Linked DNA regions of Homo sapiens: region 1 is linked to region 2. Evidence: chromatin contacts called from ENCODE Hi-C or POLR2A ChIA-PET data. All regions are on one chromosome and are shown on one strand. The core of a region is the stretch at or near the end of the contact, and the rest is flanking DNA. Distances in the headings are between cores, read along the strand shown. Region 1 overlaps EBF1 (EBF transcription factor 1). Region 2 overlaps EBF1 (EBF transcription factor 1).

The links. Hi-C counts contacts between places; a loop is a spot of excess contacts on that map. ChIA-PET counts read pairs that join two places held with the same protein, here RNA polymerase II (POLR2A). Pooled maps may share reads with other maps.
Region 1: a pooled map shows a loop between it and region 2 (2.6-fold over the local background). The contact joins two enhancer-like sites. A Hi-C loop is called at or near these places in 3 of 37 single-sample maps with no recorded cell type and 2 of 50 pooled maps. POLR2A ChIA-PET finds 5 or more read pairs at or near these places in 1 of 52 experiments (WTC11).

What each region holds. Positions count from the first base shown.
Region 1 is chr5:159,031,669-159,036,470 of GRCh38, reverse strand. All of the region lies in intron 6 of EBF1 (EBF transcription factor 1), which reads left to right. Among named protein-coding and RNA genes, the nearest start is that of EBF1, 66 kb to the left of the region's middle. Within about 2 kb of position 1,755, at least 2 of the 41 ENCODE cell types and tissues checked have a DNase peak (open chromatin) inside an H3K27ac peak, as active enhancers do.
Region 2 is chr5:158,750,271-158,754,651 of GRCh38, reverse strand. All of the region lies in intron 10 of EBF1 (EBF transcription factor 1), which reads left to right. Among named protein-coding and RNA genes, the nearest start is that of LINC02227, 340 kb to the right of the region's middle. RefSeq lists a silencer at 2,086-2,205. Within about 2 kb of position 2,156, at least 2 of the 41 ENCODE cell types and tissues checked have a DNase peak (open chromatin) inside an H3K27ac peak, as active enhancers do.

The DNA.
Region 1 (4,802 bases), core at 506-3,005, 280 kb before region 2:
CCATTGATCTATATCTCTGTTTTGGTACCAGTACCATGCTGTTTTGGTTACTGTAGCCTTGTAGTATAGTTTGAAGTCAGGTAGTGTGATACCTCCAGCTTTGTTCTTTTGGCTTAGGATTGACTTGGCGATGTGGGCTCTTTTTTGGTTCCATATGAACTTTAAAGTAGTTTTTTCCAATTCTGTGAAGGAAGTCCTTGGTAGCTTGATGGGGATGGCATTGAATCTGTAAATGAGGAGCTGATCTTCTTATCAGAAGCAAGGTATCTAAAAGTGCCAACCCATCCCTGATGCGACAATTGAGCAGTTGAAGTGCAACTCTGAAATTCTTCTCTTCTGATCTCTCAATCACTGTCTTCAGTCTTTTATCCTGCATCACAAACTTTATCCCTTACTCTGCACCCATGAAGCCAATATTCCCTAAGAACCAAGTCTCTCCTGAGAAAGGCAAGGTGATATGAATAGAGTGAAATAGTTTCATGTCCCCCACCACTGGGGGTCAGGAAAGGAGAACTTCCCTTTTAAATCTTTGGGGAGATCAACCCAAGGACTGAATCTTTTAATGGTAAAGTTCAAGGTCCTTCGAACCCCAAAAGGAGATTTTAAGGGAGTGAGTGATTATCACAATACTTTTGTGCATGCATGACCCTGGGAAGGGCAATAATTTGGAAGGCAAATTCTGTTTCCTCACATTCTTCAGCCTCTCCATTCATAAAACAAGTCTGAAAAGTGATTTCTTGCCTACCCATATAAAATAATTTGGGATCTGATAAAAATGATAATGTCAGTCAACATTGCTTATGTGACAACAGCTGTTGTCATCCTTATGTATAGGTGAGGAAAGCTGAAGCTTAGCGAGGTTGGATGAATTGTACAAAGTCTACAGCTAGTTTGTAGAAAAACTGGGATTTGAATCCAGGTAGTTTAATTTCAGCCTCTAAGTATGAAACCATCACTCTGTACTGCCTCCTTCAAATATGGTCCAAGATCCTTCAATCCTGTGATTTATAACGTCAAATTTCTGCTGATAACTTAACCTTTGGTATCATTTAACATCTAGAGCTGCCAAATAGATTTTCTGACTTTAAAACTCTTGGTTTCTTCCTGGCATTTACTTTTCACTTATTTTGGTGTTTTTTTAATTTATTATTTATTTTTTATTTTTTACCAATGTTCCATTTAGCAGAAGTAAAACAGAAAATTTTTGGTGATTTAGAGATGTTTCCCTTCTTGTAAGCTTTCAGTCACTGATGGCTGATGAGCCTTTGGATTTATTGCTCCCCTGATGAAATGGTGGTCTAAACTCAGCTGCCTTGGTTCTCGTTCTCTCTCTCTCTCTCTTTCTTTCTCTTTCTTTCCCCCTGTTTCTGATGGCTTCAATCAGTCAATAATGTAATTAGGCCACAAAAATAGAGAAAACCAGTGGCTTCTGGTTTATTTTTTGATTTTCTAGTAGGAAATACCCCTAATCCTTGATGTTCTCTTGCATATATTTTCCAAAGAGCACCATGTGAAGCCAGATTTTTATTGACTGGTCTTTGTTTCTCAACATGAGGGGAAAAATGGGGATAGGGCATTGTCCTGGTTGGACAAGGTAGGCAGGAAGCATCAGGCAGCAGGATCTTGTGCCTTGCTCTTGGTTTTTATTACCTGGAGCTCCATCATGAGTCTCAGGGTGGATTGAAATCTTGCATTGAGGCCAAAAGTGAAAGGAAAACCAGGACAAAGAAATCTGCAGGGCAAGGGGTGGGGCTTGGTTAGCAAGAGCAATGGAAAACAACGACAATGAAGTAGCTTGTAGCTTGCTGCCTAATGTGTGTAAAGCGATGGTACAGGCAAGATGGAGTTAATTCAATAAAATAAATATAAAATACTCTCTCCTCTGTCAGGCCTCGCTGGAAGCAGGTCAGGGGTCACTGAGCCGCTTCACTGGAGCACTAATCGATTTGCTGTCAAGGTGGCCTGCTGGGGTTTCAAGCCAGAGAGGAATTGAGAGGCGCTCTGGCCCAATTTCCATAATTGCTCACTGCCTTTAGTGTACAACCTTTTATGAAACACAAAAAATATATCATGGAATTGTATTGATTAGCCATTGGGCTGAATAATTCACTTAGTATTTATTACCTGACCCCAAGAGGTTAAATAAATCCACTATCTAACTTGGGTTTGTGAGAAATATTACTTATTCATTGAAATGTGGGCTGTTTATTGCACAATAGGCCTGTATCTTTGTTTCTTGATTTTGCAATCAAGATTAACCCTTCTTGCATTTTAGGGCCAACAAGTCAAAAAAAGCATAGTTTGAGTGCTCCCCAAAATAAGCCCAATAAAATCAATGCTGAATATCCCTTTGAAGCAGTTTTTTTGATGTTGAATTTTAGTCCTTTGAGTCAAATTTCAAGATGGCCTCAATGTATGGATGCCAATGAAATATAGATGCAAGCCTGGTTTTCACTGCAAACACTACATATTATAATAACAGATGTAATAATAGTGATGACATCTAAGCCCATTTTTATTACACCATTTTTGGAAAGCTTACCCTATTACATTAAACACCCATAAATTAGATGTCCCAGGAGACAAAGGGGTGTAGGAGGTCGTTGGGTAGAATGAAGACTTTTTTGGTCTTAAAGAGGAATCAATCCTGGACAGATAACTGATATTTATTCCAGAAAAAAAGCTAATTTTCAGTAACTTGAAAATATGATGGAATTTTATCTGTAGGGCATTTTATGCATTTGTAAACTTTGGGGCAATCATTAATTATTTACCAGCCAATGGCATTTGCACATTTCTGTTACTCTGAGCAGTAAATCTGTTTTGATGTGCTATGCATCCCAGGCACAACTACATGACATTCAAATCTAATTATGTTCTCAGTTGCCATGAGCTCTCACTGTCAAGATACAACCCTTCCTTAACTCCCTCCGAAAAAGACGTTTTAACTTTTGTGTAAAGTCTTTCTTCAGTTTCCTGTCTGCATCCTCTAGCATCTCAAAGCATTGTTTTTGAGGTTTAATGGAATTTGTTGTAGGTCAAGGAAAGGAAGCCATGTGAAGCTTTTTTTCCCCTCTCTTCAATGAAAGGGAAAGGAAAAAAACATTCATTTGAGTTCAGAGCTAACTATGTTTGTTGATCATTTAGCATTTCTGTATCCAGGATCTAATCTTACGATTAATGGTAGGAAAAGCTGGGGCTCTGGAGTTATGCTCAGAATCTGCCTTTCCTGTGCTGCGGAGTGGAAGGAAGGGATGGCTGCAAAGCGGGTAAACGTGTGCAGAACTTCCTAAAGCATGCTCAGGTGCACCCCACTTCCCGCTTCCAGGCGGCTGCTCCTGTGAATTTGGGCATTACATTTAATTTCTGTGTTCCATGTTACCATGATTTGTTGATTATCATTTTGGAAATTTTCAAGTTTGGGTTTTGGTGTTTGGTCTCTATATTTAGTTTGGGGGTGGGGGCGGATGTGGGAGGGTGGAGAAGGTAGAGGAGGGAAAGAGAGACAGAATAGAATACTTGATTTTTTTTTTAAGCAAGGTTTTAAGTCTTGCTTTCCTTCCCCTCCCTTCTCTCTGTGTGGGGCTCCTTTAAATAGAGAACATAGTTAACAAAATGACTTGAGAGCTCTTGATAGCCTCTTGAGATAATTTGGTTGTAAGCACTGAGCAAAATACATTCTTTGGATATACTCATTTCAAGTGCTAATCATGAATGTTAAATTTTTAAGGAAGCCAATGTCATAATACTGTTCATGACAATTCCAAAATAAATATTAGTGAGATGCTTTGAAGGGAGAGGGTGGTTTCGGAGAGATAGGGAGACAGACAGACTCTGGTTTATGTTTCCATAGAATTCTTCTATAATGTAACCCGGAATCTGCCATAAGGCACAGGATTTGCCTATGTTTAAGAATAACAATGTATAGAAAAGAGATCTGTTGAAGAGGCTAGAAATAATCACTCGGTTTTATGCAGCTTTATGTAATAGTCCAAGGAAACTAAGAGCTGATCGAGGAGCCAGTGGCGTGTCTTGATTTCTAAATATAACCATTTTGAATGGGTGAGGGAAATCCCTTCCTATGCAATAAATATAATGGAAAGGGCCTAGTCTTTGAAATCAGATGGCCCTGGGTTTGAATCCTGGCTACCACTTGTACCTGGAAAAATTAAGTAAATTATTCTGTTTTTTACATTTGTACAACGGAGATAATCATACCTATACTCACAGGATTTTGGACTGAGGATTTAGGAATCAGGATTACAGGAGATGATTCTGGCACAAATTAATGTATAAATAAGTGGTAGTTGTTCTATTGTTATTCTTCAGAAAATTAAACAGGGCATTTGTTACACCTGTTGATATTGACTGGACATTTTGAGACTCTTCTTGGTGGAGATGCTAAACTGAAAACAACCTACACATACCAGAGCATCCAAGAATGTATTCACCAGGTAACCTAGAAGAAATACATAGTTCAACATTTGAAAATTTTTTTTTATCATTAAAATTCCTTCGAAGACGGGAGGAGTGTGGCTGATTTGCAACTGCACCCACAAAAGATGGCGGGTTTTGTTTTATATTTTAACTAAAAGTGGTGAAGATTTTCCAACTGTTCTATTTTTACAAATTTTAAAAGTTTCATTGCTGGGTTAGATTTAGGGCCTGTGTGGGAAACAGAGACTTCTGCCAGCAGCGCAGCGAGAGCCCTGCTGTGTTGTGGTTTCCATGTATTTTTACATTCCACGCATTGCTGAACTGTGTATAGGAGCAAGCTCTAAATCACCGGTGCTTTATGTGAG
Region 2 (4,381 bases), core at 907-3,406:
AGGCTGGTGAGTGGCATAGGTTGAGGAGGCTCTTTTGGAAAAGTTATTGACAGAATAAATAAATGAATGAATGAAGAATACTCCAGCCTGGATTTAAGAGTAAACCATATCACTTGCTTCCTTCTCAAGATGGCCTTGTGTGGATTCTTATGTTATTGAAGCTTTGGAGCATTTTGCTAGGAAATTCTTTCCTTCTATTGCAACATCGTGGCGATCAGGCTGCACTGTCAGTTGAGCACTGGGGACTGAGATGTTTGTGAATGCTGTGGTCAGTCAGGTCTGAGTTCAATGAAAAGTCATTGCCTGAGGGTTGCATAACTTGATTGCTACAGGTAGAGAATGGCCTTTCACCAACACCAAAGATTTATTGGCTTTTGGGTGGGAAAAGTCAGCTTTTATATTTCAAGAGAGTAAATCATCTCTTGTTAATTGTGAAGCCTTTAAAGGCTATTTAGGATGGTGAACTTCTGCTAGAGCTTCATGCAGTAATATGTAAAATATGTAGTTGACCAGAAGTTTACAGTTTTGACTAATAGAAGTATTAGTCAATGGGTAATACTTCAAGTTTGCCAAGTCCCAGCTTATAACTGGACCTTCATAAGCCAGCCTCATGTTCTAACAGTCAGAAGCACTCTAGACTTGCAACTTTAAACCCTAGTTAGAAAAAAAATTAGCAAATACTATATTTTAGCCAGAAAAAAAAAATCTAGGGCTACAACATTTTACCAGGGACTCATGTTAACATTTGGTCTACAACAACTTTGTTTATAGAATACTCATGCAGGTAAGTTTTGTGGTCGTCACAATCTGTCTGAAAGTAAACATTTTTGGAAGTAGAAATTTGAGAAAGCTATGGTGGTGCTATTTAGTAACATAGGCCATGGAGAATTTGGTCAATGAAGATCAACAACTTTGATGAAATAGTTTTTGCCTGAATAATGAATAATTTATTTTGCCTAACAGTCTACATTGCTAAAAAGGTGAAAGCAGTGGTCAATTTAATGAAGAAAAGTGCATTCACTCAAAGTTTTTGGCAGAAAGGAGAAAAAATATCTGGTTGATTGATTTCCTTATTTGCTTTCCAGCTGGTGGTTTTGGTGTGGTCGAGACACTTCATGGGGTTCCTGCCTTTAGTTATGCTAGTTGTAGCAGACCACTACCTTGAATCAAGAAAGCATGTTGGTCTAACTCTAAGATTATAGCCAGAACCCATCAGAGGGCTAGAATTTCTTTCCACTAAAAGTTCCTTTATAAATTCTTGTGTTTTGTTGTGTTTCTAGGTATATGTTTAAATGGTTTCAAAATTGATTGCTTTTAATAGTTCTTTTGTTGTTGCTGACAGTTGTGGAGAGAGTAAGATGGAGATACACAAAGCCTTTTCTTATTAACAGATTTCCTGTTATACATGTATTAAGATTGTCGGCTTCTACTCCGGTATCCTTTCCTTCTAGCTTGCTTCACCAGAGGGAGAAAGACTAGCTCAATTATATTATCCTGTTAGATTGCTTAAATCATGTTTAGATAAAAAAAAATTACTTTCTGCTTTCTTACTATAGTTCATGATTTCCATTTTGTAAGGCATCTTTTCTAAATTTTGTGCTTTATTATTTTTGCGGTGTTGAGCGAGCGAAAACAAACTCTAGTTCATAATTCACTTTAAAGAACATACCCTTTCTTTCTATTTTCTTGTTAAAACCAAATTGTGTGCAATTTGTAGGAAATTGAAACCACATTTTTCACTTAACTTTCCAAAATTAAAATTTATGGGGAAAAAGAAGCAATAAAACAGTTACAATCTGGTCATCTATAATTATCTGTGTGGTGTGAGCAGTTCCACATTTGAAAAATGTGACACGGATAACTTATCAAGATTTTACAACCGTGGGACATTTCACTTCTTATTTGCTGCATTGGAGCCAAGATCTCCACAAAATGCTGAAAGTTACCACTGTCAGTTTGAAAGTTACATGTGTGAAGAGGAGCTTTGAAATGTATAGAAAACAATGGACAGTATCTAAAAACAGTTGTTTTCCTCCCTCACTCAGTAACGAAATGTATTACAGTAAAAATTTGCCATTGTAGACTGTTCTTATTTCCAGTATTGTTCTTGATTTCAGTTACTTTAACATTCTCTTGTCACGCTCTACTGGGTAGGAGAAAACCACAGAACTAGTGAGATGAACCGTCTATTTCTGTTTATTGGTGCTGCCATTGCTGTCTTGGTATCTCCATTTCTAAAGCTTTCTGCATCTTTATAGATTTCCTAAGAAATGGATCCTTGAAGATATTCAAGTCCTAAGCTGTGCTTTTTTTTTTTTTTTTTTGGAATAAATACTTTTTCCCCTTTTAATCTTGCCATCTAATTGTTTCTAAGTTATAATAGTAAAAAGTTTTAGATTCTAAGAAATTTGATACTTCAATCCTAGTTCTTAATAGAGGGAAAGTTCATTTAACAATGGCTCCTTTGTGGAAATATAATCATATTTAGACAACTTGATGCAGCTGTGGTGAAGTCATTCATTTGTGTTTTCATTCAGTAAACTTTTATTGAGTATCTATTTAGTTTCACATCTTCTGTTAGAATCTAAATATAGAGTGGGGAACAAAACACTACAAATAGTACTGCACATAGTAATTATTCCCTTGAACCTTAGCATCATCAACATCATTCTAGATAAAAATGTATGGATGGACAGATCTTTGGCAGTATAAAAAAACCATCTAAAACCACTACAATCCTGAGTCTCGACTTAAGCTCAACTGAAATTGCACCCTTGCCTCAGCAACTTACAAATGCTCAAATGTTTTATAAATATTTTGGCCATGTCCATTTCTTTATTTGTAAGTTGATTCTGATCAATATTATCAGAATTTTAAAGATGTATTCATTTAATGGATAAGTACTTATTGTATAACGTAGTCTTCTAAGTGTTTTACAAATATTTAGCCCATTGAATCCCTGAACATCTCTATAGGGAAGGCACTTGACTGTCCTGATTCAACAGGTAAGGAGACTGAGACATAGATTAAGCATTTGCCAGAGTTACTCAAGTGGAGGAACCTGGCCAGACCGTCTGACTCCAGAATTCATCCTCTTAACTGTTCCACTGTACTCTTTCCTCAGTACTTTGGTATTTCTATAACTACGTATGTCTTTTAAAAGTGTGATGATCCCTGAGTGTATGACGCTTGGACACATCTGGTAGGATTCTGCAGACAGCTTACTCTGCCTGTAAGTGGAGAGGTTCCAAAGAGGCATCAGTAAAGGAGTCCCTGGCATGTGATGGCCCTCAGGTCATTATGAGCCAGGGGCAAACGCAACATGTGTCCTACCTTCCATTCATTCTAAGTTGTTCATTCGCCCGTCTCTCTAATACGTGCTTAGATATAAAAATAATATGTGCTAATTTAGAAAATTTAGAGAAAAACAGGATAGAATTTAAGGAGTTCAAATCATCCAATAGCCATCACCCAGAGTTGACCACTAAAAAGATTTTTGTATATTTCTTTCATATTTTTCTATACATAACAAATATATATGAACATTTTCTTCGTATTTGTGGTTATACTGTATATGTGTTTACACACACACAGTTTTATATCCTGTTTTTTTCACATAGCCTAATAAGCATTTTCCCACGCATTAAAATTTCTTCATAAACATGTTAATAGGCTGCATCATCTCCCACAGTGTGGATTTACTATATTTATTTATCCATTCACTATTGCTAGAAATTTAAGTTGTTTTATTTATACTCGTATAATGATACAATCTTTGCTCTTTTCTCTAACTTTGATGCTTTAAAAACCATAGTAATTTGTGGTAACTAAATGTTCTATCCCTTTATGAAGATTTTTTTTTAAATGCCCTAAATGATTTTTTTTTGCAAGTGGTAGATTTTTAAAAAAAACTTTTGAAATAATTTTTTCATATAATGCTTTTATTATTTGCACTATAAAATGATGCTATAAAATATAGAGTAGAAATAAAATATGCCCAAGTGTCCACATGAACTCACAATTAGTCTAGGAAATTATATCTAGCCGTAAAGTGAGAATATTAAAGCTCTTGTATCTATATTAATACAATCAGCCATACTTTTTAATGATAAGTATTTAATCTATCAGTCTCCTCTCTCTTTTTTATCACCCAGTTGCAAACTAGATTCATTTTGGATAATTACCTTTGGTACTAAATGTATATTATCTGCCCAGTTAGGAAATAGATCAGAGGGAATTCATAAATCAATAGTAATAAAGTAAACAGAGAGAATGGAATCTATTTCCTCTCTTATCATTTGTTTGAACCCATGCTACTAAAGACAGGGACCCTGTCTAATGGATGTCGGACAGAGGACCACAAGTAAACCCCACTGGGAAC